3 separate regions of the Homo sapiens genome follow, and regions 2 and 3 are each linked to region 1. The links are chromatin contacts, found by Hi-C or POLR2A ChIA-PET in ENCODE. All regions are on one chromosome and are shown on one strand. Each heading gives the region's core, a stretch centred on a gene start or an enhancer-like site at or near the end of the contact. The rest is flanking DNA. Distances are from core to core; before and after follow the strand shown.

Evidence for each region. Hi-C counts contacts between places; a loop is a spot of excess contacts on that map. ChIA-PET counts read pairs that join two places held with the same protein, here RNA polymerase II (POLR2A). Pooled maps may share reads with other maps.
Region 2: a loop to region 1 is called in a pooled map, with 2.6 times the contacts of the local background. The contact joins the promoter of CD1D here to the promoter of KIRREL1 in region 1. A Hi-C loop is called at or near these places in 2 of 50 pooled maps. POLR2A ChIA-PET finds 5 or more read pairs at or near these places in 2 of 52 experiments (activated CD4-positive, alpha-beta T cell and activated T-cell).
Region 3: a loop to region 1 is called in a pooled map, with 1.9 times the contacts of the local background. The contact joins the enhancer-like site here to the promoter of KIRREL1 in region 1. A Hi-C loop is called at or near these places in 6 of 50 pooled maps. POLR2A ChIA-PET finds 5 or more read pairs at or near these places in 3 of 52 experiments (K562, MCF 10A and WTC11).

What each region holds. Positions count from the first base shown.
Region 1 is chr1:157,992,128-157,995,308 of GRCh38, reverse strand. It overlaps KIRREL1 (kirre like nephrin family adhesion molecule 1), which reads right to left and starts at 1,664. Exons shown (of 15, transcript NM_018240.7): 1 at 1,581-1,664. The coding sequence starts at 1,632.
Region 2 is chr1:158,179,234-158,182,414 of GRCh38, reverse strand. CD1D (CD1d molecule) reads right to left here and starts at 1,520. Exons shown (of 6, transcript NM_001371762.2): 1 at 1,253-1,520; 2 at 694-960; 3 at 105-383. The coding sequence starts at 1,313. RefSeq lists an enhancer at 990-1,049 and a silencer at 2,462-2,511.
Region 3 is chr1:158,143,792-158,146,972 of GRCh38, reverse strand. The region is part of intron 1 of LOC105371460 (a long non-coding RNA gene); the gene reads right to left. Among named protein-coding and RNA genes, the nearest start is that of LINC01704, 4.7 kb to the right of the region's middle. Within about 2 kb of position 1,617, at least 8 of the 41 ENCODE cell types and tissues checked have a DNase peak (open chromatin) inside an H3K27ac peak, as active enhancers do.

The sequences.
Region 1 (3,181 bases), core at 415-2,914:
CCTTCCCATATCATAGTGTGTGCTGGGGGGCTGGCATGGGTGCCCTGTGGGGAGAAATGAATCAAGACGTGCCCCCACCAACTCAGCCAGGCTTTGCCTTCGGAACTGGGAAGAGACCCGACAAGGAGAGGAAAGGTCCAGCATAACACACCACCTACAAACGCAGGAAGGGAACAGAAAGCAGGGCAATAATGCCTGAGGCTGTTCTACCCAGATCCATTCCCAGACACCCCCTAAAAGAGGACACCTCCTCCATCTGCAGTCTGTACATCTCCATAGGTGTCTGCCCATATGAATGTCTGTTCAAGTTTCTTTGTTTGCTAGAGGGTTGGTTTCTGTGAGAGCGTGTGTCCTGTCCTTGTAAACGCCTGCATACATGTACTGTGTATAGTTGTAACGTTCGGGTGGATGAATGCGTGAGTGTGTGCCGATCTGGGGGAGGAATCTGTCTTCCTCAGATGTCTCCGTGTCTTTGTGTATATGTGTCTGTCTCAGTGTGGGGGATGTTTGTGGGGATGTCTCTCTCTCAGTAGGTGAGTAGTCTGTCTCAGTGTCTGTGAGTGTTTTACGGTGTTTGTGTGTCAATTTCTGTGTGTCAGCTCCATTTTTGGGGAGGGAAGGAGTTCAGCAGGATTCAGTCTTCCTTAGAGTCAGACCTGGGAGGCAAGAACCAACTCCCACAGACCCCAGTCCCTGCTGCAGTCTGGACCCTTGGTTCCCTCAGCCCTCTTCCCTCCCCCAACCCCAGCCCTGCCCAGGATACACTGACATCCTCATCTCTCCCAACCACCTCCCTCACCTCCCAGCCTCTCCCCTGCCAGTGTCAAATAAGCCCCAGACAGCAACACTTTCCTGAGCCCAAGTAGAGTGTCAGCCCCCTCCCCCCACCGCCTCTGCCCCCGCCCCCGTGAGTTCCCCCCCTCTGTATCAAGCGGGCCTGAAGCTGTATGTGGAACTCCACTCTCCACCCAGAGCCTCCGTGGGCAGGGGTTCCAAATCCCCACTAGAGGCGCCGAGACACCCCTCCCTTCCTCTAGAGGGGGCAGCCCCAGGCAGGCTGGAGCCGTGATTCAGACTCAGACCCCCGAGGGGCTGGGCTGGAGTAGGGGGATCCCCTTGGCAACATCTTCGGGAGGTGGGACCCAGCTTTTCGCTCACCCCCTCGCCCGAAATCCGAAATCCCACCCTCTTCCCAGCCTTGCCCTTAGGCTGGACTCAGGCGTCCGGAACCCCGGCCTCAGAGGGCGAGGGTCGGTAGGGCTGCCAGAAGCTCAAGAGAAAGCGTTCGGTTCCCCGTTTTACTCGGACCTCCAGCCCTCGCGGCCCCATTGCTCGGTTCTCCCGCGCAGCCAGAGGAAACAACTTGGGCAAATCAACGGCAAACTCATTCTCCCCAGCCCCTCGTTACTCCGCGCCCCCTCCCCCAGGGCTCTGCGCCCGGACCGAGCCCCCGCCTCGTGGCGTCCGGACCCGGGGACTGGCCGCGGGCCGCGGGGCACTCCAGCACTCTCCCACCGGGGAAGCAGTGCCCCGGCCCCGGGGGGAAGCCGAGCGTCCGGGGGTGGGCTGGGGGCCCTTACCTTGGGAGAAAGTATCGGAGAGAGTGAGGATCCAGACGAGGAGGCTCAGCATGCTGTCCGCCCGCCGTGCGCCCGCCCGCGGCTGGGGCCCGGAGTTGGCGAGCGAGCCAGAGGAGCGGGCTGGGGAGGAGGGGAGCCCGGGAGCCCGGGAGCCCGCCCCCCGCCCGCCCGCGCCCGCCCCTGCACACACACACGCGCGCGCGCACACTCACGCGCACAAACTCATTTCCCTGCCCTCCGATTCTCTTTATCTCTCTTTCCTCCCAGACCTTTTTCTCCTCCTGGTCGCCCTCCCCCTTTAATTATTTCTCCTCTCAAGCTGTATCTCTCTGGGTCTCTTTCGGTCTTTGCTCCCCCTTTCTCTCCCCTTCTCTTCCTTCCCTCTCTCCCTCCCTGCCTCCCTGCCTGCCTGCCTCCCTCCCTCCGCCTGACGTCTACTCTCCCTCCGACGGCGCCTCCCTCCACGAGCCCTCCCCCTGCCCCCCCACAACGCGCGCACACACATACCCCCCTCGCTGGAACTGAGATGGAAGGAGAGCAAAGAGGGAAAGGAATTGAGGGCAAAGGCAAAAGGGGGTGAAAAATGTGACCGTCGTGGGTTCTGGGGCAGGCACGACGGGACCCCTGGCCACCCCACCCCCTCCTATTTATAGACGCAATCTTGGTCGCGGGCTATGGAACTAAGCAGTGGAGGAGGAACATGGGCTGAGGGACATCAGCCTCTAGCTCAGAGGATGTGATGGGGAGTGTGTGTGTGTGTGTGTGTGTGTGTGTGTTTCCGTGTGTGTGTCTAGGAGTGGGGTGGGGGGCAGGGAGTTAAATAAACATAAAGACCTTTCTTTTTAAATTCCACACCCAAAGTCTAGCCCCTAGATTCCCCAAATTAAGAATTCTCAATTGACTAATGAATGCTTGGATAAGGGAGGGGCATACATGCCTCTCCCCACCTATAAAACCCAGAACTGGAGAATGGGAGCTGCCTCTTGGACCTGCCTTGAGGCCCTGCCTTGGCTTCACCCAGTCAAGGTTGAGCACAGCTAGGCGTTGGAGGACTCAGCGGCCTGGAAGAGGCACAGTTGACCCTTCCTTTGTTCATCTTAGCCTTCCACCCATCCCGAAGGAGAAGGTAGCCAACTGGATGGCTTTGAAGGGCCAAGACCTGGCCTCACCTCCCTGAATGCAAGCCAGAGGAGAAGACAGCCACCAGTCAGATCTCTAAGCACGCTGGAGTTTGAGATCTTTTGGGGTAGGGACATGGAGGAACTAGGAAGGAAGGGAATTCCTGAGAATCATGAGAGCATTCAGGAGGGATCTCCACTTTCTTAAGGGCCCAGTTTGGCAACCAGCTCCTCTTCTCACCCCTGACCAGATACTTCTGCTCACAGGATTGCTCGGGTAGCCAGAGGTCTGGACCCTAGGGAATGGACAGAGAAGTTGCTGGAATTGCACAATTTTACAGTAATGTGTTGGTCCAAAGAGGTCTCCACTTCTTTCCTCCCAGATCCCAGATCTCCTGGGTCTCTAACACTCCCCGCCAAGTTTTCTCAATTTCTGCCCCTGAAAGTAGGTGCGTGGCTCTCTGGTGCCCTCTGTTGATGTGT
Region 2 (3,181 bases), core at 271-2,770, 190 kb before region 1:
GGCCTTCCTCTTCTTTGAATGCTCAAAGGGATGAGAACCCTGGAATGGAAAAGCCCGTTTGGAGCCCTGAAGTGGAATGCAGGGAGTAAGGAAGGCAGGCTGACCTTGCTTCTTCAGTTCCGACTTCCCTGACTCAAGGAGGCCACTGACAAATTGGGGGCAGGTGCCATTAAGGAGCCACTGCACTGTTTCCCTCGTCCACTTGTCCTGGTTGAGCACTTGAATGGCCAAGTTTACCCAAAGTGGGGCCTCTTGGGTTGGCTCCCAAGAAGTTCCTTGGAAACTCAGGATATCTTTTCCTTGAAATGCTACATGGAAGAAGTTATTTGAGGCGTTCCCAGGGTGCACCTCACAGCCAGCGGACACCTGGAGCTCCAAGGGATCTGTGGAGAGGAATGGAGAAAGATCAAAGAAGGGTTTAAAAGACTGGGAGAGATGAAAGAGAAGAAATTGATGTGCAGGTTATAATGGGGACCCAGACTTCAGGGAAAGGAAAGTAAGTGACCTGGAGTAGGCAGGAACGAGGGACACTTTGAGGAGTCAAAGCCTGGGACATCTCCAGGTAGAAGGGAAATCAGAAGAGGGTGGACAGAGCAGAGAATCTCATCAGGTGGTGCCACAGTCTCCCAGTTGAGTTTCTGTGGCCATTCTCTCCCCTTGGGTACCGGCCCAGGATCCTATCCCTCAGCTCACAGGATAAGCGTAGCATTTTGGCGAATTCCTTCACGTCCCTGGTGAAGCTGCTTCGATAAACCCGAAATATATGCTGCAGCGTCTCCCACTGCTGGTCGCTGAACGTGCCCTGGGACCAAGGCTTCAGAGAGCGGACGGTGTCCGAGTCGTTGCTCCAGCTGTGCGTCTGCAGCTCCCCCAGCCACGCCAAGCCGTCGGTGCGCGTCCAGCTGCTATTGGCGAAGGACGAGATCTGGAGGCAGCGGAGGGGGAAAAGCCTTTGCGGGACTGGGAGAGAATGAAGATTGGAGGCGTGTAGCAAGTGGCCGGGAGAGCAGCCAGCATAAAGAGAAGGAAGAAAGAAACAAGAGGAGATGAGCTTCAGGAGGCGGCTGATGCCAGCGAACTCTGTGCCGCGCTGCCTCTCCCCGGAGCCAGGGAGCAGCGAGTTTTCTACCTAGATCGCGCCAGTGCGTCCCGGGTCTCACCAGTCCCCATCAGGCGTTGCCCTCCCCGTCCCTACCCAGCTCCCTCTCTCCGCCCTCCCGCGAGTGCACTCAAGCGCCCTCGTTCCACCCACCTTCAGCGCTTCCCCAAGCCTGGAGGAGCGCCCAGAGCAGCAGAAACAGCAGGCACCCCATATCGCCCGGCGTGGGGACCTCGCGGAGCGCCGCTGCGCGCCGCCCTCTGACCTGCGCACTCTTCTCCCCCGCCGCTCAGCTCACGTCCCTTTCCGCTGGGTGCCAGCCAATTCCCAAGCCCAGACCCCGGCAGCCCTCCTCGCTGGGCTTGCCGGCGGTTTGCTGCTTCTGCCGAAGGGCGCCCTCGCCCTTAGCTGTGCGAGCTGCAAAGAGGTCGGGGTCCCAGGAATCCTGGCGCCGCCGCTCACTTCAGTAGGTTTCACAACCGGCGTGTCTCAATTTCCTGTTTCAAAGGAGACTTTGGGTCAACGTGTGGGACGCTTTACAACCATTATTTATGTTTTGGAAGCAGGACATAAGGTTGTGTCTGTGTTACAATTCCAACCATGGTAAAAATGCAAAGGGAAAAAAGGATCAAAGTCCTTGCTTTAGCAGTACATGTCTCTAGGTGGAAAGACTATGAGTGATCTTAATTTGCTTTACATCTTTATGTTTTCCAAAATTTCTCAAGTGCAAGTACCACATTTACAATAAAGTAAACGCATGAAAATTAATTTCCTCAGTTGCACATTGAGAGAACTGGATTAGGTTGGCTACAATTCTTTACAACTGTCATATCCCAGGATTCCTCCACCTCAGTGTTCCCTAGCCTCTCTTTCCTCCTGTCATGGTCCTTGCTCTCCCCTCCCCGGCCTCTGCTCTGTCTTCCCTGTCTCCTTTTTGGGGACGCGCCCCCAGACTCTCTTCCTCCTCTCCGCCCTAGGCTCTGCCGGCATACCTTCTCCTCTGGCTCCTGACTCATTCACTTTCCAAATATGCGCCTCTGTCTTAAACAGTAAGTGTAAGATGACAGTGTGTACCTGGACAGCCAACTCGCCACTTCTCACACTGAAAATAAGAAAAAGTGACCAAAAATCGTGGTTCTAAGCCTTAGCTCACCTGGAGGAAAAGACTCCTCTTTGGCAACTCAGAACCTGGGCTGCAGCCTGACACCTCCCTCTCCCTCACTCTTTTTATCCAATCTATCTCCAACTCATCTCTATTTCACTTCTTTTTGAATACCTCTTGAATAAATTCCTTTTTCTATATTTCCACCGTCACCATCACCCTAACCTTTTGACTGATCTCCTGAAGTAGCATTCTTGGGTAGAAAACAAAATCATTAGCACGGCCTGCAAGATTATGCGCCCTCTAGCCCTGGTGTCTACCTTTTGACATCACCTCACACCCCAGCATCATTTGCTCTGTACTGTAGCCTGGCTGTTAGCTTTCAGTTCCTCCACTATGCAAAACCTCTTCCTGACTAAGGTCTCTGCACAAAGTTCCCTCTACATGAAAGCTCTTGACCTTCTCCTCACCTCACCCCCTCCCAATGCCTAGTTATTTCCACTAAGGTATCAGTTCCAAGGTCACTTTCTCAGGGAAGTCTTTCCAGATCTGCCAGACTGTGTGACCCTAGGCAGGAGAAGTAGGGCAGTCCCAACCTCCACTGCTTGTACACTAACTGGCTTTGAGAAGCCATCCTCTCAGCATGTAGCAGAGTTTATAATTATAGAAATGGCCATATGTCTGTCTCCCTCTGTGTCCTCTTCTAAATCAGCTGGAGAGGTGCCAGAAGGCAAGGATCATGTCTCCATAATCTGATTCCTCCCATTCTGCTAACGTTAATGTTTCCCTTCTCCCATATCCTGTTGCAGCAAGAGTCCTAGAGAAAATAGGCTACTGCACCACACTCTAGGCTGGGATCTTGTAGACAGCCCTAACCCAGCCTATCTAATTATGTGTAATTTGCCCAAAAAAGCTTAAAATAACATAGTAACGTGTTCTTGTAACAAATAAGGTGTTAAATTATTAAATTTGGATACAAA
Region 3 (3,181 bases), core at 368-2,867, 150 kb before region 1:
GCAGGATGCCCTTCCCAGCTTTGTCCAGTGAGTCACATGACCCCTGAGGTATATAACTCATAGTGGGCTGCCTTTTGGGGCCCCTCACTTGTGGTGCACATGGGGCATGTACGGGCAACACTCAATCCTGCCCAGGAAGCTTCCTTGAGCCTTGAGGGCTGCCTCACAATGGATCCTAGGCTTCTTTTTTCCCTTGCTGCTTGCCTGTAAGTAATAATCCCACCTCACAAAATTTGTTGCATGTGAGTGTATCTCCAGCAGACATTGGTAGACCTTCAGGCCAGGATGTAGTGGGCAGAAGTGTGTGGGCTCCTATTTCTGTCGATTGGCATAGTGTCGATCTCTGCTGTCCTGCTTGTAGTGGGAGTCTTCTCTTGGGATTGGTTATTAGTGAACCTGCCTCACAAAATTGATGCTATGAGCAGGGTCTGATCTGACAGAACCATGGCTTTCTGGTGAAGTGGGACGGTGATATCCCCCTGTATCTGACCCAAGGCAGAGATGTCAGCCTGGGCATTCAGGAACTGACGGGACATGCAGCTGGATGAGTCATGGGGAGGGAAGGATGATAAGCGAAACATAGTCTCCCCACCTCCCCTGCAGATGGGAGTGAGCTGGCTGCATAGACCGAGGAGAGGGTATGGAATGTAGAAACAGGATAGAGCAGTGTACAATTCCCTGGGTGTTGGGCACTTACGTAATCGCTCATTCCCAGGCCAGAGAGCTTGGGAAGTGGGTATTCTGATGGACCCTGAGGCACTTGAGAGAGAATGGGAAAGAGGTCCTCAGACAGTCCCTGGAACATCTGAGAGGGAACCAACACACACAGGGTGGGTCTTCACAGATGGGGAGACCGCCTATCTAAAGGATGGATATGGAGGAAGGCCAGGGAAGTCTTACGCAGCCTGGGCGGTGTGTTTGATAAAGGACACTGCAGACCCAAATGTCTCAGGCTGAATGGTGCAGTTAGAAATGGAGCCAAGGTCTCTGGGTCCCCACTGAGTACCAATGGCTCCATACTCCTGTCAGGATAAAAGGGGGAAGGAGAAGGATTCAGACTTTTCTGGGGTTCTTGTGCCCTGGGGCCCACATTACAATATTTCCAGGTCCCCTTAGGGGAAAAAAAGTTAAACTGATGACATCAGGAAGTTTGGAAATGAATATGGTAGCTCATGGTACCTATTTGCTTGTGGTGCTTATCTGCTTGTGGGTGGGGCCCTTTGGGCCATTTCAGGTGCCAGTGATCATGATTCCATCACTAAGTGTATTGTAGGCACTGACATTTTGGCTGCTTCTGGAACAAAATATCACCACTGCCTGAGGGGGTATGTCCTTTCACAGCTAAGAGTTCAAGCCATTAACAGTGGGGTATAGGCACTCCTGCCTGCCACCTAAGCTACTCAGGACCCATTGGGTTACTAAAAAAAAAAAGCAGTATTACATATTAAATGGAGAACAGGACATTACTTAGCTAATTCAAAACTTGCTACAGATAAAAATGTTATAAGCTATGCTTTCACAGTGTAACTGCCCAATTTGGCCAGTCAGAAATGCCTTTGGGGCATGGAGACTCACAATGGACTGTCCCAGGCTGAATGCCAAGGCCATCTGGGCTGGAAGCCAAAGAAGTATCCCAGATAAAGTCAAGCAAAAATGTTTAACCCTCATAGCATCCACTAATAAAAAGGAGGCCCAACAGCTGGTCAACCTCTTTGGATACTGACAACAGTATGTACCTTACCTAAGTGTCCTTCTGGCCCCCTTAGTCAAAGTGACCAACAAATTCCCCACTTTGAACAAAGAGCCCTTTGCAATGGCAGGCCTTGGAAGCCATTCAAAAAGCTGTGGCCCAGGCATTGACTTTAAAACCTTGACAGCCTGCTAGCTTAATGGAGTTAGAGGTCCACAACCCCCATGCCTGCTGACTGGAGTCTGTGCCAACAGAAAACTGCCATTGGGTTATACCAGCCTCTCATTTTAAACACATAAGTTGTGCCAGGCATGGTGGCTCACGCCTGTAATCCCAGCACTTTGGGAGGCCGAGGCGGATGAATCATGAGGTCAGGAGATAGAGACCATCCTGGCCAACATGGTGAAACACCGTCTCTACTAAAAATACAAAAATTAGCCGGGTGTGGTGGTGTGTGCCTGTAGTCCCAGCTACTCAGGAGGCTGAGGCAGGAGAATCACTTGAACCCAGGAGGCAGAGGTTGCAGTGAACTGAGATCGCACCACTGCACTCCGGCCTGGGCAACAGAGCGAGACTTTGTCTCAAAAAATAAATAAATAAATAAATAAACACATAAGTTGCCTGAGGCAGCCACCAGATACGTCTGTTCTGAATTCAACCCCTTGCTTGCTATTGGGCACTCTTGGGGACTGAACATCTTACAGCCTGAAGGACACATGTGACACTGTAACCTGAAGTGGCCATTCCCACTTGAGGGCTCACAAACCCCAACTATACAATTGGATGTGCATGACAGATATCAGTTATCAAATATAAATGGTACATTCAAGATTGAGCCCAGCCAGGACCCCAGGGGACCAGTATGCTCCATAAACAAATGGCTGGCTTATCAGAAGGAGCAAAGCTAGCCATACTGAATGCTCCAGAATGGCTGGCTTGGCTCCCTCTGAGGCCATCCAGGGCCCAAGACTCAGAGACTTGCCTACTGATGGCATGGCAGGTTTACTGACGGAGCTGTAAAACAAGAAGACAGGTCCACGAGGTTGTGGCTGCCATCTGGCCAAGGGATGGTCATATATTGACTGAGACTGAACATGAATGTTCTGCCCAATGGGTCAAACTACAGGAAATGATGATGGCCATCCAGGCCACCTCTACCATCGTATCTTGCTATATTTTCACAAATTTATGGGCTGTTGCCAACAACTTAGCCATTCAGTCAGAGGAATGGCAACTAAGTGACTGGACTATTAATGGATTCCTTGTATGGGGAATAGGACTATGGCAGCAGCTTGCTGCTTGGAAGGGAGACATATATGTCACTCATGTGAATGCTGGGACTACCATAGAGCCCCTTGAGAGGAAATTATGTCATATTTTTGGACACTTCATGGGACTTTACTCTGACCAAGGAACATCCTTCACTGCCCAGGGAACGTGATGGGCACACTCTTAGGGAGTATCATGGACTTTCCATGCACCCTGTTATGT